3 separate regions of the Mus musculus genome follow, and all the other regions are linked to region 1. Evidence: chromatin loops called from intact Hi-C (ENCODE). Cell type or tissue: heart. All regions are shown on one strand.

Region 1 (8,000 bases):
GAGAGAGAGAGAGAGAATACAGAGATATCTGGGGGTAGGGCAACCCAGCCCCTGAGCTGGAGTTAAGGTTTGGGGGCAGGGTGGGGACCTGAGGAAGCTGGGAGAACCTGGGAGCCAGCTTTGCTTTGATGTAAAATATGCACCTCAGTCCCTTGTCTGGAAGTCCTGTTTTGTTTTGTTTTGTTTTGTTTTGTTTTGTTTTGTTTTGTTTTGTTTTTCGAGACAGGGTTTCTCTGTGTAGCCCTGGCTGTCCTAGAACTCATTCTGTAGACCAGGCTGGCCCTGAACTCAGAGAGATTCACCTGTCTCTGCCTCCGGAGTTCTGAAATTAAGGGTGTGCACCACCAGCTCGGCAGACCTTTTCTTTCTTTCAGTGGTAGGAAGGAAACACAAATGGCAGATCATTGAGCTAATACCCAATCCAATAAGCAATTTTTGGTTGTTTTACAGACACCGTTTCGTTGTGTAGTATAGGACGATTTAAAATGTGTCATTCTCCTGCCTACAAATCTTTTTTGTTGTTGTTGTTTTTGTTTTTATTTTTATTTTTCAAGACAGGACTTCTCTGTGTAGCCCAAGCCTGGCTTCCTAGAAGCATCTTTAATTCTTGTGACTTGGGGAAAAGTATATGTCTTAGTCATTGTTCTATTGCTATATAGAGAGGCTATGACCAAGGCAACTCTTTATTTTAAAAAAACACTTAATTGGGGGCTTGCTTACAGTTTTAGATGGTTAGTCCATGATCATTATGCTGAGAAGCAGATAGGCATGGTGCTAGAACAGAAGCTGAGAGCCTTATATTCACATCCACAGCAGGAGAGAAAGACAGAGACAGAGACAGAGACAGAGACAGAGAGAATGTGATTGAAAACTTTTTAAAAAGCCCAGCAATGAAAGCATATGCCTTTAATCCTAGTGTTTGGGAGGCAGAGGCAGGCAGATTTCTGAGTTCGAGGCCAGCCTGGTCTACAGAATTAGTTCCAGGACAGCCAGGGCTACACAAAGAGACCCTGTCTCGAAAACAACAACAACAAAAAACTTAGAGCTCATTAATGACCCTCCCCTCCACACACACACCATTGGTAACACCCTTTATGTTCATCCTAAAAAAAAATTAATTAAATTAGATTAAATTAAATTAAATTAAAAAGGGGACCATTTTCTCTAGAGTCTCCAGAGGGAAGTGGGAGGGAGAAGCCAACTTCAGCCACTCCAGAATGTACACGAAGCCCTTGGAAGCACTTTGTGCTCTTTCACCATTTCAAGGACCTCCTAGATATATGCCAGACTACCTTCCACCCCTGTCTGGAATGCAACTGCCCCAAGGAGGCTGTGGTTGGCTCTCAACACTCAGATCTCCCAGCATTTGGGCTGAGAACACAGATGGGGCTTTGAAAAGACACAGGCCACCAATTTGGCTTCCAGGGTAACCCTGCATGCCCTCCCCTCCCTGGGCAAAGCAGATGGTCCACATCCAGTTGTTTCCCTCCCCAGAGAGTTCTGGAATGTATCCCTCTCCCACCTGTGGGAATAAAGGAACACATCATTGCTGGCGTGTGTATCACTCCCCCTGCCCTCCTGGCTTGTGTATCACTCCCCCTGCCCTCCTGGCATGTGTATCACTCCCCCTGCCCTCCTGGCATGTGTATCACTCCCCCTGCCCTCCTGGCGTGTGTATCACTCCCCCTGCCCTCCTGCTACATTTCCTAGCTTTGAGCAAGTTTGGTTATTGCACAGAGGGTGTGGTGATTTGAATATGCTTAGCCCAAAGAGTGCCACTATCAGGTGTTGCCTTGTTGAAGTAGGTGTGGCTTTGTTGGAGGAAGTGTGTCACTGTGGGGATGGGCTTTGAGACACTTCTAGCCACTTGAAACAGTCTGCTCCTGGCTTCCTTGGGATGAAGATGTAGAACTCTCAGCTCCTCTAGCACCATGCCTGCCTGAACGCTGCCATGCTTCCCCACCATTATGATAATGGACTGAACCTCAGAACCTGTAAACCAGCCCCAATTAAAGTTGTCTTTTAAGTAGCCGGGCGTGGTGGCGCTCGCCTTTAATCCCAGCACTCGGGAGGCAGAGGCAGGTGGATTTCTGAGTTCAAGGCCAGCCTGGTCTACAAAGTGAGTGCCAGGACAGCCAGGGCTATACAAAGAAATCCTGTCTTGAAAAACCAAAAAAAAAAAAAAAAAAAAAAAAAAGTTGTCTTTTATAAAAGTTGCCTTGGTCATGGTGTCTGTTCACAGCAATAAAATCCAAACTAGGTCAGAAGGGTTTCTCACAGCTTAACGATTTGGAAAAGTGGGTTGTCCTTGAGTTTAACAGAAACTTCCTAGCCCCAGGTGGGCTTTAAATCAGGAGTTAGAGTGATGAACTTTCATGGTCACACAAAATTTCCACTGAATTAGTGACAACCACTTTTTTTGTCTTATGAATTTAAAGAATGACATTCACATACAGCAGAATGGGCTCAGCCAGGAGTTTTATTATAGGTTTAATAGTAGGTACTTAAGAGAAAGAACTAGAAGGGCAAGATGGCTTGCTCCCAAGTCTGGGGACCTGAGTTCCACGGAAGCCACCTAGTTGAAGAAGAGAACCAGCCCGATTCAGACTTACATTCCATTCTTCAAAACTCTTTATTGGTTTGTTTTTGTTTGTTTGTTTGTTTGTTTAATGGTTATGGTGGCAAGTGGTTGTAATCCCAGCACTTCGAAAGCAGACAAGGAGAAATCTCTGGGGCTCTCTGGCTGGTCAGCCTAGTAGTCAACTTGGCAAGTTTCAGATCAGTGGGAGACACTGAGTGAAAATATACAAGAGGGATGACATTTGAGGAACAATGCCCAAAGTTGTCCTCTGGCCTCCACACACATACACATGCATAACACACCAGCGCCTGTGTCAACACACACATACACACAAAATAAGAAAAATAAAGAAATGAGCAAACTACTAAAGGCACTCAACCAGCCAGTCAGTGGTTCGTGCCTGTAAGTCCAGTGCTCAGGAGGCTGAGGCAGAAGAATCTCCAGAAGTTTGAAGCTAGCCTGGGCTACATACCGAGCTCCAAACCATTAAAGGGTTTTGGAGTAAGAGATTCTCTCTAGCTACCAAACAAACAAACAAACAAACAACAAAGCCAGTTAAATAATTGATTCAGGTTTACAGCTCTGCAGTGAAGCAAGTGAATGAAAGTTCCAGAAGAAATGGAACAGTAAAACAGCCTCAATGTATGTGCCCGACAGACAGTAATTACAGAAGAGCGCAGCTGCCACCTTGCTCCTTTCACAGAAGTCTCCTTTTACCAAGTCCTTATACTTAAAACTACCAGTAAGGCTGGAGAGCTAGAGAGCTGACTCAGTGGTACTGACTGCTCTTCCAAAGGACCAGGATTCCATTCCCAACACCCACATGGTGGCTCACAATTGTATTTCTAGATCCAAGGGATCCAATGCCTCTTCCAGCCTGTTTGGGCACTGTGTGTGCATATGGTACACACACATGTAGGCAAAACATCAATACTCATTAGAGAAAACAAAAACAAAAACAAAAAAACAGTAACCACACAATTGTGGTATTTGTGAGGATATATCACATGATCCTAATCACAAATAAAAAAAGCACCTTACAAAATTACTGCCTATTGCTTTCAAAAAAGTGCTCCTGGTCAGCACTTGGCTGACGGAGTCAGAAGTCCAGAAGTCACAGCCTCCCCTGTTACAAAATAAATTTGACCCTGTTTAGGAGGGAATGGGGGAAGGAGGTAAGGACAAGCAAAAAAAAAAAAAAAAAAAAAAAAAAAAACCTGAGCTTGGCTATTCCCCATATGACCAGTAGGTGGTGAGAGTTCTTTATTTTAAACTTCACTTAAACTTCAGACTCTAGAGTTAGGGGGTGGGGGACAGGGGAAGGGCTGGAGAGATCCCGAGTTCAAGAGATCCAAGGAGAGGCATCCTGAGTTCAAACCCCAGGAATCAAATAGAGGTTTTCACACTGTGGCATGCACAGCTCCACACTCAAACACATTCCCCCACATATACCCAATATCAATGCATATGTAATTTAAAAATTCCTCATGAGTATGAATTTTGCCTGCATGTTTACATGTACCATGCATTTATGTGCATATTACGCAAGCAGGCCTGAAAAGGGTCTCTTGGAACTGGATGGAGTTAAAGATGGTTGCTAGTCACCATGTGGATTCTGGGAACTAAACATATATCTTCTGAAAAAACAGCCAGTTCTCCTAACTGCTGAGCCATTTCTCCAGCCATAGTAAAATGCATTTTTTTTTTTTTTTTTTTTTTGGTTTTTCAAGACAGGGCTTCTCTGTATATAGCCCTGGCTGTCCTGGAACTCACTTTGTAGACCAGGCTGGCCTCGAACTCAGAAATCCACCTGCCTCTGCCTCCTGAGTGCTGGGATTAAAGGCGTGCGCCACCATGCCTGGCGGAAAATGCAATTTTTTAAAGGAAGGGATCAGTTCAATGTTATCCTCAGTTACACATCGAACTTTGAGGTCAGGCCGGGCTGTAGGAGACCCTCTCTTAAAGAAAGAAGGCAGTGACTCTGACTCGGCGAGCAAAGGCACGTGCACAAAGGCTTGCTGCACAAGCCTAAGGACCAGGGCTAAATCTCTAGGACCCACATGGTAGAAGGAGAGAGCCTACTCTAAAAGGATGTCTTCTGACTTCCACATTCTTGCCATAGTGTGCAAGTGACCACACTCAAATACACACACACACACACACACACACACACACACACACAAATAATTAACCAATATAATAAAAAATAAGAAAAAAGCATGTCTGTATAATAAAAGATAAAGACAACGGGAGATGCAGGTCAGTGGTAGAGTGTTCACCAGTGTGTGCCAGACTCTAGGTTCTACCCTTCATAGAGGAAAAAGAAGAGAAAATGAAGGAAGAAGGAATGTTCTGAGCTAAAGGTAGACTGAGAGATATGACATTAAAATGTCATAAATGATCCTGGATTGAACCAGAGTCTCAGTATGTAGCTCTAACAGTCCTGGAACATACTATGTAGACCATGTTCGCCTTGAACTTGCAGAGAGATTTGCCTGCCTTTTCCTCCCCAGTACTTCAATTGAGGATTAAAAATGTGTGTCACTAACATCCAGATAGAAAAAAATTATAATGCTTTAAGGGACAGGGGGCCTGTTGCTTTGCAATTTAATTTAAAATATTAAAACAGCAGGCAGGCATAGTGAGTGGTGCTTGCCTTTAGACCCAGCACCCAGGAGGCAGTGGTAGGCAGAGCTCTCTGTGTTCAAAAACAGCCTGATCCAGGATTGGCAGGGCTAGAGAGAGACCCCCATCTCAAAATAAATAAAATATGAAAATGGACAGGGTCTCGATTAATGATTACCCTGTTGTCTTTGATATCTATGCCATCAGCATCAAAACCACTCAGAGTCTTCTCTTGCTCACTGCTCACTCTTTAAAAGGTGTTTTGTTTTGAGAGAAGGTTTTATGTATCCCCAGGCACACACACGTGTGTGTGTGTGTGTATTTATTTATTTTTTTTTTTATTTTTTATTTTTTGGTTTTTTTCGTGACAGGGTTTCTCTGTGTAGCCCTGGCTGTCCTGGAACTCACTATGTAGACCAGGCTGGCCTCGAACTCAGAAATCTGCCTGTCTCTGCCTCCCGAGTGCTGGGATTAAAGGCATGCGCCACCACACCAGGCGTGTGTGTATTTATATATCTGGTGCAGGAGATGGAACCCTGGGCTCCATGTATGCTCAGCAAGTGTCCTATCAACTGAGTTAGAGCCCTGACCATCTCAGGACCCCATATTACAAGGATCAGCAAGTCCTTCATTTTCTCAAAATCTACCAATCCAGTATCCAACCATGCCTCACCACCATGTGGTTCCCTTCCTTGTCCAGCCCCGGCTAAGAAAGTCACCCTTGGGCTGGTGAGATGGCTCAGCGGGTAAGAGCACCTGACTGCTCTTCTGAAGGTCCGGAGTTCAAATCCCAGCAACCACATGGTGGCTCACAACCACCCGTAATGAGATCTGACTCCCTCTCCTGGAGTGTCTGAAGACAGCTACAGTGTACTTACATATAATAAATAAATAAATCTTTTAAAAAAAAAAAAAGAAAGTCACCCTTTCCTCTCATCATTTCAGTTCTGTGTGAGGCCACAAACCAGCTGGAGGAAAGCTCTTAACATCTAATCTTGTCTGGTTTTTTTTCTTAGAGTCCTATACATGACCTACATATTAAGGAAAGATGAAGTTCCATAACCCCGTGTGGTGGCAAACACCTTTAATCCCAGCACTTAGGAGTCAGAGGCAAAGAGTTTGAGGCCGTCCTGGTCTAAAACGTTCCAGAAGTACTACACAGAGAAACCCTGTTTTGAAAAAGACAAAAACAAGCAAAAAGATCAAGTCCTTTCCCAGTACCTTTAAGGACCTGACCTTGTTGTCTTCCTGCCTTGACTCACCCCCCACTTTAAAAAATGCATGTTACTTATTTTATTTCTTTAGTGTGTATACACGTGTGCATGTGTGTGGATTCAAGTGCTACAACACACAAATGGAAGACAGAGAATCTACAAAAGTCAGTTCTCTTCCTCCATTACACAGGTCCCAAAGATTAAACTCAGGTCCACAGGTTTGGTGGTAAGTGCCTTTACATAGTGAGCCATTCTGGAAGGTGACTTTTTCTTTCCCCACCGTTCACTCCTCTGCTCCAAGCACATGGTCTCCCTTCCTGTTTACTCAGTGGTCATATGTAATCATGTCTGCCACAGGACCTTTGCATTGGTAGTTTCCTCTTTCTGGAATATTATTACACCAGATCCACTTGGCCAGCTCTTTCACTTCCTAACTTCCCTGCTTTTGTCACCAAGTCCATTTCTGACCACTCCATTTAAAGTTGTTAATATCTGGGCTGGAGAGATGGCTCAGCAGTTATTAGCACTGACTCCTCTTCAAGAGGTCCTGAGTTCAATTCCTACATGGTGGCTCACAGCCATCTGTAATAAAAGCTGATGCCCTCTTCTGATATGTCTGGAAAGAGCTACTCTGTACTCAAATAAATATAATAAATAAATCTTTAAAACAAAACAGTTCATATCCTTTTAAAAAATTGTTAATCTCCCTTCCCCATTCTGTATGTTCTTCATCTTCTTTGCTTATTTTTCTTCCTTAGAGCAGGGTTTCTCTGTGTAGTGCTGGCTGTCCAGGCTGGCTTCTGCCTCCCAAGTGCTGGGATTAAAGGCGTGCACCACCACCGACTGGCTAAAGATTTTGGACCTAAGTGATGAGAACAAAATGTGGTGCAGAGTAGGTGCCCCACAAATGTTTGATATATTAATAGTGAAACGAGATGGGAGCTGATGAGATGGCTCAGTGGATAAAGGCACTTACTATGAAGCCTGAGGGCCTGAGTTCAATCCATAGGACTCATATGATCGGAAGTGGGAACTGACTCCCACAAGAGTTCCTTTAATTACGCAAACACTAAGTGATACAAACACCTCACACATGTGTATACACAATTTGTCCATCAATGAAATACTGCAGAAAGGGAGAAAAGAAAAGTAACAGAGGGAAACTTACTAATCATCACGTTCATACCCCCCCCCCCCCCGGATTATTTGACAGATTCTATGGACATGTTAATCATGCATCATGCCCAGGCTACACTGGGCATTTATAACTGCCCAAGAGAGCTTGGCAATCCTTCCTCCTGGCACATGTAAGAGCTGCTCACTGGAAAGCCAAGAGGGGGTGCTAGAACCTGGGTTACAACTCTAGAAATTTAGACCTGCTTAACATTTGAAGGAAGTTGTTTTCTTCCAAGAAGAAACACAACAAAAATGTCTTGCAGCCGCTTTGTCTTCCTGACCTAAAAACAATTTCTGGACCTCTGAAAGAAATTCTAAAGCACCTGGGCAAGGTGACTCATACCTGTAACCCTACCACTTCAGAGGATCAACAGTCCATAGTCATCTTTGGCTAAGTAGTGAGT
Region 2 (8,000 bases), 150 kb after region 1:
CAACTAAAAGGAGATGCCAGAGTCTGTAGGAACAGCTCTGTGGACCTCAGAAGGGGCAAAGGTTACCTAGGTTCAGGTGCCTGCCATTGGCAAGTGTGCTGTAAGATTGCTATGGCTACATGGCAGCATAGAGCATGACACAGACATGTGGTCCTAAGAGATGGCCACAGAAAGTGCATCTGCTCGTGTATGTCATTCTATAAAGATTTCCCCTGTGGTCTGGTTTGCAAACCATTATGACTGCTGGGAAGTCCAGCTAGCAAATTTGATGTATTTTAAGGACCCATGATAGAAGCTAAAGCTTTGGATTTCTAAGGTGGGTATTAATAGTAGCAGTAGCAAACTTGAGGAGGCTTAGATGAGCCATTGGCCAGCAAGCAACAATGTTTTCTCTATGGGACAGTGGGGCAGGAAGATAATTCTTTATCTTTGTCACCACCACATACTGCCTACTCATTAGGTGCTCAAAGTCCTCACCTCCTGCTCTGTACAGGTACTTTGAATTACTTTGTGATGCGGAGAAGAAGAGTCCATGCAGGTTCTAGGACACCTGAAGAATCCTTGGTTTCCTGCCCACCGAGGAAGTCTCAGTACTAAGAGTGTCCAGACCACCTTTAGAAAACTGCTACTGAGCAAGGGTTGAGGGCCTTCCTCTTTGTTCTCTTTGCTGGACAAATTTGCAGGCACCCCTGTAAACTGGGCCTTACTCAAGAGTTACAAGGAGTCCTAGCATTATGACTTTCCTGGGTTTTTGGTTTGGTTTGGTTTGGTTTTTTAAGACAGCGCTTCTCTGTATAGCCCTGGCTGTCCTGGAACTCACTCGGTCGACCAGGCTGGCCTCGAACTCAGAAATCCGCCTGCCTCTGCCTCCCAAGTGCTGGGATCAAAGGTGTGCGCCACCACGTTTTTTGTAAAATGATGTTAAATGTATGTTTCTCAAACCCGTTCTCTATTCTTAAAATATATATACTTTTAGAACATAATGAGCAGGTTTCTGTTATAGAACAATTTGGCTAATTATTTTTTCTTCCTGATTTCCTTAGAAATCCTAAGTAATGCACTGAAGAGAGGAGAGATCATTGCAAAACAGGGAGGAGGTAGGAATCACTTAGCTTGATGTTCTGTGTGGTGGTGTTGTTGTTAGAACGAGCACTTAATGGAAAGTCAACGGTAATGTGACAAAGATGGCTGTGACACAGGTTACCCAGGGTGGTATCAATTGTTGCCTTTTCCTGTGTGGCTTATGACAAATGACAAAACTCACCTATAAAATGGGGGGGGGGGGTTTAATAGATACAACCTCCGAAGGCTATAAAAGAGCCAGTGCATGTAAAAAGTCTTAAAACTGAAAAGTGCACCATCCTAAAGCAAGGCAAATGTTTGTTGGAACCCTCATGCAGGCCCAGTGTGCATTGAGTGTTGCAAACATTTTGGTATATGATCGTCCATGATAGTTTTATGAGCACTTAGAATTAAAAGTACTATGAAGATTTAAGAGAGTGAGTGGTGTGTGTGTGTGTGTGTGTGTGTGTGTGTGTGTGTGTGTGTGTGTGTGTGTGTGTGTGTGTAAATGCAAGTGGAAACCAGAGACAGCAGATCTCTTGAGAGTTGGAGCTATTTGGTGGTTGTAAGTTGTAAGATGTGGGTCTTGGGAACTGAATGAGTTCTGGTACTTTGCAAGAATAGTTAAGTTCTCTTAACTGCAGAGCCAGCTCTCTAGCCTAACCTTACCTTTTAAAGTTTACCCACTCCACCTTCCCTTTTTCCCTAATCTTTGAGTTTGGCTTTCCCATAGCAACCCACTTGCCAGGCATTTCTGTAGGATCCTTGCTAAATTCTTTTCTGGGTCTGCTGCTGTGGACATATATTACTATGTTGCCAGCATCATTACTATACTCTGTGTTGAGCCAGCAACTCTTTTCCCCTTGCAAATGTGAAGAAGTTACTTTTTGAGCTACTTGTGTTCTGAAATGCTATTGAAGTTGTACTTGGATTTTGCCAACCAGTGTGCTACATTTCAGCCACAGAAGTGGGCACAGAAAGATGAGTTGATTTGTGCCAGGTACATAGCTTTGGCCAGTTATATACTGTTAGAAAAATTGCTGAGTGATCTCTTGTAATTTTTACCTTGTGTCAGTAGTAGGCCAGCTGTGGGCTAGACTGCTATGCTGAGAAGTGGGCACTATGAAACTTCAGTTTTGAGCTCTGCTTGGTTAGGTGGTGAGGTAATGGCCTTGGTGATAGTCAGACCTTCCTTGTCTAGGTTTGCAAGCATTATGGATAAGAGTCATTGTGCACTGGTCTCTGACCCTTAGCCTCTTCCAGAATTGAACTTGCCATGGTGTCAGCATCTTTCTTCCAAAGCCAATGAAGTAGCTATCAATTTCCCCTATAGAAGGAAAGGTTCCAGAAAATGATCAGTTTGTATGCTTGTGTATATTGAGGGTCATTTTTGTTTTATCTTTTACATGGCTGTGTGATTATTTTGTGCCCTAGAAGTGCTAAAGGAATTGCAGCAATAGTGGACATCAGCAGGGCATTTTAAGAGGGACAGGTTCTCTCAACTTGAAGGTTGTAAGTAACTTTGAATTGTCTCCTGTCAGTTACCCTGAGTATGAAGTTTTCTGTGCTTTTTAAAGAGCATTCGTAATGTCTGCTGATGGGGACACTACAAAGGTTTTTAGAAATTGAAGTATGACAACTCATAGCCAGTATGGAGGTGAAGTTTTATTCCTTCTAAATTTTATTGTGAAATTTTTACCTGTGCTATGTAGTGGAAAGGATGATTGTGTGGATTTCAATGTGAAAACTTTCAAGAGGTTTTTTTTTGTTTTTGTTTTAATAGTAAATTACTTTGAGCATGACTTCCTGATTTGAGCTTAGGATCTGAAGTGCCCAGCCAGGCACACATTAGTATATGAACATCTACATAAGTCTCTGACTTCTACTTGTGCTTTTTATTCCTGTTTCAGGTGGAGCTGGAGGCAGTGTCCCTGGGATCGAGAGGATGGGCCCTGGCATTGACCGCATTAGCGGTGCTGGCATGGAGCGCATGGGCGCAGGCTTAGGCCATGGCATGGATCGAGTGGGCTCTGAGATTGAGCGCATGGGCCTGGTCATGGACCGCATGGGCTCAGTTGAGCGCATGGGCTCCAGCATTGAGCGCATGGGCCCACTAGGCCTTGACCACATGGCCTCCAGTATTGAGCGCATGGGCCAGACCATGGAGCGCATTGGTTCTGGCGTGGAGCGCATGGGTGCCGGCATGGGCTTCGGCCTGGAGCGCATGGCCGCACCCATTGACCGTGTGGGCCAAACCATTGAGCGCATGGGCTCTGGTGTAGAGCGCATGGGTCCTGCCATTGAACGCATGGGCCTAAGCATGGATCGGATGGTGCCCACAGGCATGGGGGCCAGCCTGGAGCGCATGGGTCCTGTGATGGATCGGATGGCCACCGGCCTGGAGCGCATGGGCGCCAACAACCTGGAGCGCATGGGCCTGGAGCGTATGGGAGCCAACAGTCTTGAGCGCATGGGCCTGGAGCGAATGGGCGCCAACAGCCTGGAACGTATGGGCCCTGCCATGGGCCCAGCATTGGGCGCTGGTATTGAGCGAATGGGCCTGGCCATGGGTGGAGCCGGAGGTGCTAGCTTTGACCGAGCCATTGAGATGGAGCGGGGCAACTTTGGAGGAAGCTTCGCAGGTTCCTTTGGCGGAGCTGGAGGCCATGCACCTGGAGTAGCCAGGAAGGCCTGCCAGATATTTGTGAGAAATGTAAGTGGTTCTTTAGTGGAATTTTCTTGTGGTTGTTGTGAAGTGGGGAGGCCAGTAGACTGAATGATGTAGACTGGAGAGGGAAGTTTGATGAAGGGAGAACTGGGCAGTACGGGTGATACAGCTTGCCTATCTCCAGAGTTGAACTGGAAGTTGAGGGGTTACTGGAAGAGCAGTAGTCTTAGTGCCAGGCATGGTGGTCCACTCCTTTAATTCCAGCACTCTAGAGGCAAAGGTGAAGTGGCACTCTGGGATCCAGTCTAAAAAGAGCTACCAGGTGAGACACTGTCTCCAAAATACAAAGAAACAAAAATACAATTGCCTGGCATTGCCTGTGATATGCCAGGTGAGGAATAGACTGAGCTCTAAAGGTCTGTGGTTTCTGGTCCCTGGCTTGAGGAGCACTTCAGCCTTGGCACAGTGATTCTGAGAAAGGTAGCTGTGCTTGAGTTACGTATTGTCACCAGATTGTGAGTTGTGCCACTTAGTAGCCTAGTTCTACATAGACTTGTTTTGTTCCCTGCTGATTGTCTTGAGGTCAGCAAGTGAGGATTTGAGGGATTACTGGGGGTTCAATCTAGGGCTGTCCACACACTAGGCAAATCACTGTATACCCCATAAGCTGCACTCCAGCCCAAGTGCCTTCAAGTCATATTCTCGTATCTAGTAGAATGTTTGTACATTAAGACTTTGTTGTATCACAGATTAGTCTGCCTCTTTTTTTCCTCAGCTCCCATTTGATTTTACATGGAAGATGCTAAAGGACAAGTTCAATGAATGTGGTAAGTGTGTAACAGGCTCTCTGTGCTTCCTGTGTCGTGGCTTGGTGATGCTGCTGAGTTGGAGCAGTGGAGCTTCTTTCCTAGTCTTACCCACCACTGTCCATGGGCTCCAGAGCGACCATGGGCCTTGCCATTGTTCTACCTGCAGGTGTACAGGCAGCTGTTGGGTGTCCTGGTATGTGTCATGCTGTGTGCTCATTTCATCCTTGCAGTTCTTTTCTAGTTAGTTTTTGGAAGCAGACTCTCACTTTATAACCTAGGCAAAACTCAAGTTCATGATTCTCTTGCCTCTGCCTTGCATTTGCTGGAACTATAGGTGAATGCTACCACTCCTGCTTTTTCAGAGTTTCTGAGAGGAGGCAGTGTTGTCATCTTTTTACATAAGAGTCAGCAAAGCAGTATTCCTACGGTCACAGACTTGTAAAACACAAAAAAAGTAAATTTAAGAAAAATTGATTTCCTCCATTAAACTCATAGCTGGTTTGGTTCCTCGGGAACTCATGCTTAGCAGTTGTAGGTCTGAGCACACAGTATGGGGTGAAAGTCTGGTTGTGGATTCTTAACACGAGGCAACCTTTCTGGAAAGCTTCTTTGATGACCAGGATGCAGTCGTCCCCTGCTTGCATTGCACCTTCTCAGCTAAACCAAGATGTGGGTGGCTGCTGGATCAAGACACCTGTTTCTTGTTTCCTCATGCAGAAATGGCTCACATTCCAATGTTCTTGGTGTGTTCCTTGATTCTTTGGGATAAGCTGTAGAGTCAAAGCCAACTATCTTTCCTAGTCCCGTGATTCTCTGAGTTGCAGTTTTCACAACAGTCAATATTGTAACTAGATATTCCAAAAACTGGGAATGGAATGTGTCACTCTCCCCACTTCTGAGAAAATTCAAACTCAAAAGATTCTGCAGACTTGGTTACATTTCTCTCCTGCCCTTGAACATGAGTTATATGTTCAGGTATATCCTCTGCTTTCCTGCCAGAAAATTCTCTCTGCCCCTTTGCTTTTTTCCTCCCCCTTTTCTCTTTTTGAGATAGGCTTCAAAGTCCTTATGTAATCAAGAATGACCTTAAACTCTTAGTTGTATTGGGGAGGGGGGTGACGGGGGGGGGGGGGATATAGATTGGGCCTTTTAAAACTCAGATGGCCCTCACTATATAGCTAGAAATAACCTTGAACTTGTAGTCTTCTACCTCCTGAATGCTTGGATTACAGAGGTAGCCACCCTGCCTGGTTTGTACAAATGCTGGGGTTCAACCCAGGGGTTTTATGCATGCTAGGCAAAGCACTGTGCCCACTGAGCTGCATCCTTAGTGACCTTGAATTCTTGATTCTTCTACCTCCAACTTCCAAGGGCTGGGATTACAGGTGAGATACTTTTCCCTCTCTTTTTCTCCTGTCTTATCATTCTCTTTTGAGCCTGGGCCTTGCCAGGTAGCTCTAGACTGGCCTAGAACTCAAAATCTTGCTTTAGCTTCCCAATCACTGGGATTGCAGGTGTGTACCATTGTGTCCTACTCTGGCAGGAATGTTTGTTCTGATGAATTTGTACTTACTATCTTTTAGAACTTTATCATGAGAAGCCACTGGAATGTCATCTCTCCCCAAGCCATTAGTAGGACTAGAATTGTGGGCCTTAACAGTACTAATGTGTCTTTGACTCTTACTTTATTATAGACCCATTTCTTTTGTGCTTGACACATACCTGGGTACATAATCATCATATAGGTCCATAAGCTACTCACTAAGTATACCTGTCTTACAGAACCATCATATTGGTAATGGCCTTGTGACAAGATGGTTGTATTCAATAGTCAACCCTCTAGAATTCTAATCTAAAGTTGGCTCCACAGTTCCCTCTCTCTGTAACTTGCTGGAGCATAAGGACAAACATTTGAAGCCATTTGGCAGGTTCTTCACAGCAGGTTAGGCTGTTGTCATGCTTGGAGAACAATGGCAATGTAGTGGAGGGAGCTGTAGTTGCTGGCGCTGCCATACGTGGTGTTCTAAGCATTCACTTCATACGCAAGGGTCTCTCCTTTTTGACTATGTCACCGAAATCCAACAGGTGATCTGGACTGAGTGGAGCCCAGACTGAGGCTGAGCTCTGGGTTTGCCTGATGCGTGTGGTCTCTTCTTCCCTCCCTGTGCCAGGCCACGTGCTGTACGCCGACATCAAGATGGAGAACGGAAAGTCCAAGGGGTGCGGTGTGGTTAAGTTTGAGTCTCCAGAGGTGGCTGAGAGAGCCTGCCGGATGATGAATGGCATGAAGCTGAGTGGCCGAGAGATTGATGTTCGAATTGATAGAAATGCTTAAGCAGTTGCCTTTTTTAAACATCAATACCAGACCTCTGAATTTGTATTTTTTCTTGTTAACCATTTTAATTTGTTGGCTGGATGTATAAAGATGTTTAAAAAATTCAGTTGCTTTTTTGGGGTAATTTGAATTAATTTTTTAATGATTGGGGTTCCATTTGACTGTTTGCATTGAGATTGCAATGTGCGCAATTTTTTTTGTAGTTGTGGCATCTTGTTGACATCGAATATGACTTTGATAATAAATACCAGTTCCTGAAAGTGGCTTGCCTTTTTTGTTTTTGTATATTTTGTAGAGGTGGCCATTTGAGATCTGCAGAGCTGTCAACACCAGGGATCTCACCCTCATTGTTGCTTGCGTGTGGGCCCCAAGGTTTGAAGAGAGAACCTGGTTATACACTTATTAGTAAAGATTCTAGAAGGTCGTCATTTTCCTAGGTGTGATAATAGCAATCCTGAAAGTCGTCCTGTAGCTTTATTCTGTAAGTCCCAGCTTACTTCACTTTGGCTTTTCTTTGTTCAAGCCCACTGAGAATGTCACTGTTTGGGGCTTGTTAGGCAGGAGCCCCACCATAGACTCACTCTCTTGGCAACACAAATGTTTGCAGCCTACAAGGGGTTTTTGGGTGCAGCTACTAGTCATCTAAGTTGTGTGTGGATGTATCCTCTCATCAGCTCCTTTCAGTTGGGAGGGTAACTGATTTTTTCCCCCCACCTTTCGTTCCAGGCATATGCCTGTGTTCTACTGTGTGTGCCAGTTAGGAAGGAGAGAAAAGACAAGAAACAAGGATATTTTAAAGAGGAGTTTTATATAAGCACATGCCTTTGGGTGTCTGTTTGCCAGGCTGGGATCCCGGGCTCCTGAGTGAGCAGTAGCTGGACTGTTGGTCCTGGAACCCACTTATCTGCTGTTCCATACTGTCACCGAGGAAATGGTTGCATGTCCAGAGGGTCTACAGAGAAGGATGAATTTCAAGTGACCCTGTGCCACAGAGGCATGATACAAAGCATCCCTATGAGGAATCACTGTACATACCCCCAAAGCTGACGTCATCATATACCTCTGTTTCCCTGGCAGAGAGAGCATGATATAGTCAGCAGAAGCCAACCCTGGTGTTCCCCATTCC
Region 3 (8,000 bases), 170 kb after region 1:
GGCGGGGCGGGGGTGGGGGGTATAAGTGTGTTATATACTCTATACATAGCCAGGACAACCTTGAATTCCTAATCCTCTCGAGTCCACTCTCCCACCCCTTCCAAGTTCTGGAGGAAATGTATGCACTTATTAGCATGCCTGGCTTATGTGGTGCTTGGGACAGAAAGAGCTCAAGAATTTGTGCATGGTAGGCAAGTACTGTACTGAGCTACATCTCCATCCTCAGTACATTTCAAATGGACCCAACTCTCCAGAATGGAGATTGGGGCAGAAGCCAGCAACAACACAAGGTTTGCTGACTGAAAGGAGGATGCGGAAAAAGTTCAATTCCCCATCTTGCCCCTTCTCAACTCTTCAACTACAGTAACCCAGGCTCTTCTCTCTCTGAATCCATTGGCCTCAGGAGCAAGGGAGGTGGAGGTCTAATGCAGAAGAGCTCAGAGTTTACTCACACCTAGATTTCCACATTGCCTTCCTAATTTTTTTTTTTTTTCGAGACAAGGTTCCAATGTATATCCCTGGCTGTCCTGGAACTCACTCTGTAGACCAAGCTGGCCTCGAACTCAGAAATCCGTCTGCCTCTGCCTCCCGAGTGCTGGGATTAAAGGCGTGCACCACCACCGCCCGGCTTGCCTTCCTAATTCTTGATACTAATAACAAAATTTCTTGAGATAGTGTTTACTATGTACCCTGGCTGGACCTTGTCACTTAGATCTGCCTGACTGTCTAGCAAGTGCGGGGATTAAAGGTGCGTGCCACAATACTTTAAACTCGGGGCCTAATATATGAAAGGACAACTTTGGAGACTTGATCTTTCCCTCTCTGCCTCACACAGGCCATCAGGGCTGCATAGGCAAGCACTTGAACATGGTGAGCCATGAAATTTCAAGACACTGTTTCTCTGTGTAGTCCTGACTATATTAGAACTAGCTCTGTAGAACAGGCTGGCCATAAACTCAGAGATCCACTTAACTCTGCCTCCCAAGTGCTGGGATTAAAGGCATGTGCCACTATGCCTGTTTGTTTGTTTTTAAATAAAGGAAAACAACCTGGAATAAAGAACAACCCTATTGTATCTGGTTTCTGGAAGTTGTGGAACAGAACAGTGGGCACTGACTACCCTATCTACAGCTGGCTACGATGGGCACTGAGTTGGAGAGAGATCCCATGGCTGAGGTGCCAGGAAAACAGGAGTACTGATGAGGGCCAGATTCTGTGAAGCCAATTCTAAGTCGCCCTCCCATTGCATGTGAGCACCCTAGTCCAACAGCCTAGTGCTTATTTGGGGGGTGGTGGTGGTGGGTTGCAGGAGAGGAATCACAGTTAAAAGTTTAAAATAAATTAATTTTTAAAAGAAATTAGCTGTGACGCTTAAAAAAAATTCACTCTCATACTGCTCTTACAGAAGACCCAAGTTTGGTTCCCAGCACCCATCCCGACAGCTTACAAGTGCTTGGGGCTCCTATACCCTCTTTTGGCTTCCATGAGCATTAATTACACTTGTGTACACACATACACTCTCATACTTTCTCAAAAAATAAAAAAAATTAGAAAAAAAATCTTATCTGGGGGGTAAGGGACCCAAGACAGCACACACTAGCTCAACGTGCCTCCTCTATTGTCCCCTCCTCCCTCAAATTACAAAACTCTCTGTATTCCTTCCCACTCAGTTCAACAGAGCTGTTTCAAAGCTTCCATAAAACTAGCTTCTCCCCCTCTGACAGTTGTGACACCCCAGGAGCAAACAGGGTTGAGTCTGTATAGAGTTGAGGGGGGGCCAGCTGAGCCTAGGTCTCATCCCTTGCTTCTAGCTCTATGCCTGAACATTGCTCAGCCTTATCCAACTGGGTGTTGGCACCAAGGAACCCAGGTGTCAGGGCTGTGGGGTGACCAGGGTGATGGTCCTGGAAGTGGACCGTGAGGCTCTTGAAGAAGTCACACACTGCATACACAAATAGCAGCCATCTGTGTGTTTCCACGTGATGTGGCTGGGAGCCAGGTACCCTGCAGGCACCTCAGTCTCCCTCCAGAAAGCCTTTCAACCATGGATGGTAGACGTTGGCCAGAACAGATTAGACTTTTCCCTGGGTCCATCCCCCTCAGCTGCCAGGGTCCAGGCAAGCTGGATTCTTTTTCCTGGGCTTGACTGCCCATCACCGCAGGCACCACATTTGCCTCCTATCCCTGGATCCACCACCGGAGAAGAGCACTCAGAGATTGGACAAGACACAAATGTTTACACAGGAACGCCAGCGCAGATGAAGGCATAGGTACCAGTCATTTTAAAGGTAAAAATCATGTATTTTAAGGGACAGGCACTGCTGCTTTCCAGCATTCGCAAGGCCCACACAGGGCATAGGAATGAAGGCCCCTCCACCCTGCCCTGGTGGTCACCTGCACGCACCTGAGGGCGCATCAGAGCCACCCTGAGGTCTTCTGGGACTACTGGTAGCGCCTGCAGGAAAGAAGCAGTTCAAGTTCAGAATAAAGGTGGGCTCAGCCAGCTTTGCAGGCAACCTGCTCCTATACTCACCTTGACTCTTCTTCCAGATGGCAGTGCTGGATGCTGGTGGCCCTGGAGTGGCAGCCAGGAATGGGCGCAGTCGAGGGGGACTCAGGCCAAAGGGTGCAGGGTTCAAGTATGGAAGGAAGGGCCCAGTGGGGGCAGAGGTAAAAGGCTCAAGTAGTGGGAATGGCAGGCCCAGGGAAGACGAAGGGTCGGACTCTGGGGGACGCTCGGGTACAGGTGGCTCTTTGTCCAGGGCAGGGGGTGGTGGCGGGGCTGGGTTCTGACCATGGTCTATACAAACATGCAGATGCTTGAAGAGTGAACGGTGAGTGCGGAAGCGCAGGAGGCAATTCTCACACCTGGGGGCAGGCACAGTACTGGACTATATCCTGGGCAACAGGAAGGGCCTATCCACTGCTTCCCAGGGACCAAGATGTAGGAAGGGTATCTATATCAGAATCTCTGTAGTACTGCACACAAAGTAAAGGAGCTTGGCCTACAGGCCCTCCTTTACTGTAGTCTTAATTCTTCTGGACCTTTCCAGCTCAGAATCTCAAGTTTGGTTTTACTTAAGTGCCAGTTTTCCACATAAGACATGAGGTAGAACTGGACGGAACCACGGCATGTATACCCTGCACCTCCAAACTGAGCCCGTAGCCAGAATGACTTAATTCCCATCTGTTTTCCATGCATGGTTGGAGCTGGTTTCCCAGGCCACACTCATACTTCAACCCACCCTTCCTCCACACACACTAAGAAGCACTAAAGATCTGGGAATTGAAAGAGGGGGATGGTCAGGCTCTCACTTGAAGTAGCGGTTGGGCTTGTAATGCAGCTTGCCGTGGGCTACCAGCTCCTGCATGCTGGGGAAACTCTCAGTGCAGCTCAGCGCGGAGCATCGGAAGAGTTTGCCTGGTAGGGATAAAGTGCAGATGTGGAGTGGGGTGGTTAAGACTAACTCTGGGGGGGGGGGCTCTGCCTATCTGCTTCACTATCAGCAACCCTCATCTTACCTTCCAGTGACTGTGTGGGTGGGCAGTGGGTACGGAGATGCTGTGCTAGATCACGAACACTGGGGAAACTGAGGCAGCAGCCGGGGCTAGAGCAGGGTATTTGTTTCCCTGCAGGAACGAATGGGTGTCATTACTCTCTTCCTTACTGACCTACCCAAAAGCCTTGATTACTCCCCACCCAGCCACTGTCAGAATAAACTGCCCGGAAGGGCTGGATTGGTTTAGTTCATCTCTGGAGCCACACCTGACATATTGACAAGGTGCTCAGTAAATGGTGAAGACCACCCCCCACCCCACCCCCCCACCCCCGCAATGGGATAAAAGGTGATTCCTTGTCTTGCACCATCTCAGCCCTATCAAAGGCATGTGACTCCCCAGAAAGGTCCACAGATAACCTGGCGGTGGACGGCGTCTGGGCAACCGAAGGTCCTCATTGGTCCCCACGCCTGTGTTGGTTGAGCCAGTCTGGCAACTGTCTGAGGCTGGATAGGCAACTTGCTGCAGAGGTCCTCCATGGTCCCACACTGGTGGCATGGCTGTTGGGTTAGGGCTGGGCTCCTCCACGGAGGAAAAAGTGGCTGGAGCTGCCCCATCTGGAGATGCCACCTCCTTGTCTGGCTCACCGGAGCTGGATTCTACAGTGGTCAGCGTGTCCGAGCTGGGCCTGGATGGTTCCTCCTGGTGCAAGAAGTGGCTAAAATCAGGCTGGGATCCCTAGGTCAGACAGATGCCCTTCTACTACAAAGGTCCACAAGACAGACTCCTTCAACACTCACCAGATATTACCCAGTCATTCCACTTTCTGAGTCACCAGCAAGATACGGGAGATAAGGGCAGACCGAGCTACTGTCTCCTAATTCCAATTGCAGGAGTTATCAGGGATTATGCATAAAAAAGCAGCATTAACATCCCTTCCTCAATTTTGGCAGGAGAGGCACTAGGGGCGGAGGTGTGGCCTAGAGGAGCAACTAGGAAATGCTGGAGGGCCTACAGTGGATCGTGTGATGATGGGGAATACTGGCTAAGCTAGAGCTGAGCAGATAGACGCTCTGAGCCAATACGTGTTAAATTTAGGGACTGAACTCTAGGAGAGTGGGTGTGGCCCGGCCTTCAGGGCTGGACGAAAGCTAAGTGACAGTCAGAGGCGGGCGGGGACCCGGATGTGGGGGCGGGGTCAGCTGGAGGGGGGCGCGCGGCAGGACCGTTCCCTGTCAGTCCCGCTGCTCTTCCGCGTCCGCGTGCGGGGTGCTGCGCTCACCATCCTCTACTCAGTTACACCTCTGGTTCCCGTGCCTTCGGAGGCTCTGGCTCCAGCAGGGGCGTCTTCCTCGGCGACACGGTCTCTCGCTCACATCGGCGCCATTTTCCCGCTTCTCAGATCTCGCGAGACATGGGGTGTGGCCTAATTCTGGGCGCTTCTCTAGAAGGAGGGGCCTGAGACTACACTGCAGCTCTTATACAGAAACAGAGAAGGTCTGCTTTTGATTGGTCTTAAATTTCAGAGAAAACTGACAAAAGCTCTTCCCCTCCCCACTTTTATAGCCCAGGTTGGCCTTACACAGAAGTTGACCTTGAACTTAGATGCCAATACACCAGGTTTTAGGTGGTACTGAGTATCAAACCCAGAGTTTTCATATATGCTAGGCAAACTCTCTACAAAGCAAGCCACATCCTTAGCTCTGTACACATACACGTACAAATGAATATGTATATGCACAGATGTGAGCAGGTAAGAGCGGAGGTCCAAGGTAGACATTGTCTTCCTTCATTGCTCTCCACTTCATTCACTGAGGCAACATCTCTCACTGAAGTTGGAGCTCACCAGTTCCCACCTAGCTAGCTAACTTACTTGTCAGAAGATTCCTGTGTCCACCTCCAAAGGGCCCTGATTACAGGAAGCTGCTATGCCTCACAGGGAGGGCTAGAGATCCAAACTCTTTCTCATTTACATGATTGTGGGTTTGAACCCTGGTCCCTTGTGTCTGCACAGACCCATCTTCCTAGCAAGCACCATAAAATTTTCAGCACATCCAGTGTGCAGCAAGTACGAATCTGTTGTAATAGCCCAATGTGAGAAACACTCTAACTAATGGATCTTCAGGAACAAGCAAATTCCACAGGTCGAGAGGTGTGAAAATGAATCCCAAGTGCACTACTACTGAGAGGTCGCCTGCCCACCCTACTTTCCTTAAGTGCATCCTATGTGCCAGGAACTTAGTACTGCTCTTGGGAGTCTCTAGTCAACCAAGAAAATGGAGAGACAATAAATCAACAACAGCAGAAAAATGATCTTGGATCTATCCTAGGAGATAAGAAAACAAACAAAACTGATGTGAAATGAGGAGTCAGGGAAGCCTGTCTAAGGGGGTGACTTGAGCTGTGCCTTGATGCCTACAGAAGCAGAGCACTACAGCAAGCTGGCGCAGATGTCCTGAGCTGGCAAAGAGCAAGCTCCCCTTTCGTAAGCAAGGGCGAGACCTCTGCACTATTGAAACAGAATAAAGATGTTGGTATGGAGGTCAGAAAGAGAACTTGGGTGAGTCCTGTAGGGCTTCCTTTCTTCCTTCCTTTCTTTCTTTCTTTCTTTCTTTCTTTCTTTCTTTCTTTCTTTCTTTCTTTTGTTTTGTTTTTTCGAGACAGGGTTTCTCTGTGTAGCCCTGGCTGGAACTCACTCTGTAGATCAGGCTGGCCTCGAACTCAGAAATCTGCCTGCCTCTGCCTCCCGAGTGCTGGGATTAAAGGCGTGCGCCACCACGCCTGGCTCCTGTAGGACTTTCAAGAGGTGGAAGAGAGAGAAACCATGGTTTCTGAAGTAGTCATTGATGAATGTTTGTTTTTCCATTTTTGTGTATGTGGTTGCATGTATATATGCACACATGTTTGTGGGGTATTTGTTTGCAGGTGCATACTCACATTTGTGGGTACATGTTCACTTTGTGGCTTGTGCATATGGAGGCTGGTGGTTGCAGTGGGGAATAATCCTCCAGGCCTCTTCCTCCTTATTCGATGAGACAGGACCTCAAAATCAAACTCAGAGCTCAACAATATGACTATTCTTGCTCTGGGGATGCACGGTCTCTACTGTCTGAGGCTGAAGCTGCAGGTGGGCCATAGTGCCCACCTGGCATTTACCTGGTATCTGGGGATATGAACTTAGGTCGTCATATTTCTATGGTAGGATCAGTTGTATGACAAGACTTTTTCCAGGGAAACACAAACACTTCTACTCACCTTAGATAAATAACCCATGACAGAGCAAAGTATGAATAACACCAAAGCCACTATAGTGGATCAAGGGTTTTCTTAAGTTACTACAGGGATATAGGCAAGGGGTTACTTACTGAGGGAGAAATGACTCAAAGACATTTGAATCTGCCTTACCAAATTCCACCCCTTAATGGGTGTATTAGTTAGGATTTTACTGTTGTGAACTGACACCATGACCAAGGCAACTCTTTTTTTTTTTTTTTGAAAAAATTTTTATTAGGTATTTATTTCATTTACATTTCGAATGCTATCCCAAAAGTCCCCTCCACACTCCCCCACCAACTCCCCCACCCACCCACTCCCACTTCTTGGCCCTGGCCTTCCCCATATAAAGTTTGCACTACCAATGGGCCTCTCTTTCCACTGATGGCCGACTAGGACATCTTCTGATACATATGCAGCTAGAGACATGAGCTCCGGGGGTACTGGTTAGTTCATATTGTTGTTCCACCTATAGGGTTGCAGATCCCTTTAGCTCTTTGGTTACTTTCTCTAGCTCCTCCATTGTGGGCCCTGTGATCCATCCAATAAATGATTGTGAGCATCCACTTCTGTGTTTGCTAGGCCCCGGCATAGCCTCACAAGAGACTGCTATATCTGGGTCCTTTCAGCAAAATCTTGCTAGTGTATGCAATGGTGTCAGCATTTGAAAGCTGATTATGGGATGGATCCCCGGATATGGCAGCTCTAGATGGTCCATCCTTTCATCTCAGCTCCAAACTTTGTCTCTGTAACTCCTTCCATGGGTGTTTTGTTCCCAATTCTAAGAAGGGGCAAAGAGTCTGCACTTTGATTTTCATTCTTCTTGAGTTTCATGTGTTTAGCAAATTGTATCTTATATCTTGGGTATTCTAAGTTTCTGGGCTAACATCCACTTATCAGTGAGTACATATTGTGTGAGTTCTTTTGTGATTGGGTTACCTCACTCAGGATGATGCCCTCTAGGTCCATCCATTTGCCTAGGAATTTCATAAATTCATTCTTTTTAATAGCTGAGTAGTACTCCATTGTGTAAATGTACCACATTTTCTGTATCCATTCCTCTGTTGAGGGGCATCTGGGTTCTTTCCAGCTTCTGGCTATTATAAATAAGGCTGCTATGAACATAGTGGAGCATGTGTCCTTCTTACCGGTTGGAACATCTTCTGGATATATGCCCAGAAGAGGTATTGAGGGATCTTCTGGTAGTACTATGTCCAATTTTCTGAGGA

Evidence for each region. A loop is a pair of places that touch in the nucleus more often than their neighbours do. Peaks named below come from ENCODE experiments on the same cell type or tissue, not always from the same donor. Only the 100,000 strongest peaks of a DNase experiment are listed, where the experiment ranks them.
Region 2: it touches region 1 in a loop (2.6-fold over the local background); 2 of 42 quality-filtered maps call a loop at or near these places.
Region 3: a loop joins it to region 1, with 2.0 times the contacts of the local background. A loop is called at or near these places in 2 of 42 quality-filtered maps.

The regions. Positions count from the first base shown.
Region 1 is chr17:33,798,249-33,806,248 of GRCm38, reverse strand. No RefSeq gene overlaps it. Among named protein-coding and RNA genes, the nearest start is that of Kank3, 8.3 kb to the left of the region's middle. In heart, CTCF peaks have their summits at 3,823 (motif pointing right) and 7,758; a DNase peak (open chromatin) is centred at 7,718; H3K27me3 peaks cover 4,030 bases.
Region 2 is chr17:33,645,370-33,653,369 of GRCm38, reverse strand. It overlaps Pram1 (PML-RAR alpha-regulated adaptor molecule 1), which reads right to left. Exons shown (of 10, transcript NM_001002842.2): 9 at 7,910-7,944; 10 at 7,664-7,826. The coding sequence ends at 7,795. Hnrnpm (heterogeneous nuclear ribonucleoprotein M) reads left to right here. Exons shown (of 16, transcript NM_029804.3): 13 at 1,044-1,097; 14 at 2,973-3,775; 15 at 4,506-4,557; 16 at 6,711-7,137. The coding sequence ends at 6,874. Among named protein-coding and RNA genes, the nearest start is that of Pram1, 11 kb to the right of the region's middle. In heart, no CTCF peak of the experiment used is centred here; a DNase peak (open chromatin) is centred at 3,299.
Region 3 is chr17:33,625,997-33,633,996 of GRCm38, reverse strand. It overlaps Zfp414 (zinc finger protein 414), which reads right to left and starts at 4,905. Exons shown (of 6, transcript NM_026712.3): 1 at 4,781-4,905; 2 at 3,918-4,200; 3 at 3,523-3,630; 4 at 3,316-3,421; 5 at 2,534-2,868; 6 at 2,281-2,455. The coding sequence starts at 4,783. The coding sequence ends at 2,391. In heart, no CTCF peak of the experiment used is centred here; DNase peaks (open chromatin) are centred at 2,576, 3,486, 4,126 and 4,656; H3K4me3 peaks cover 1,676 bases; H3K27ac peaks cover 2,327 bases.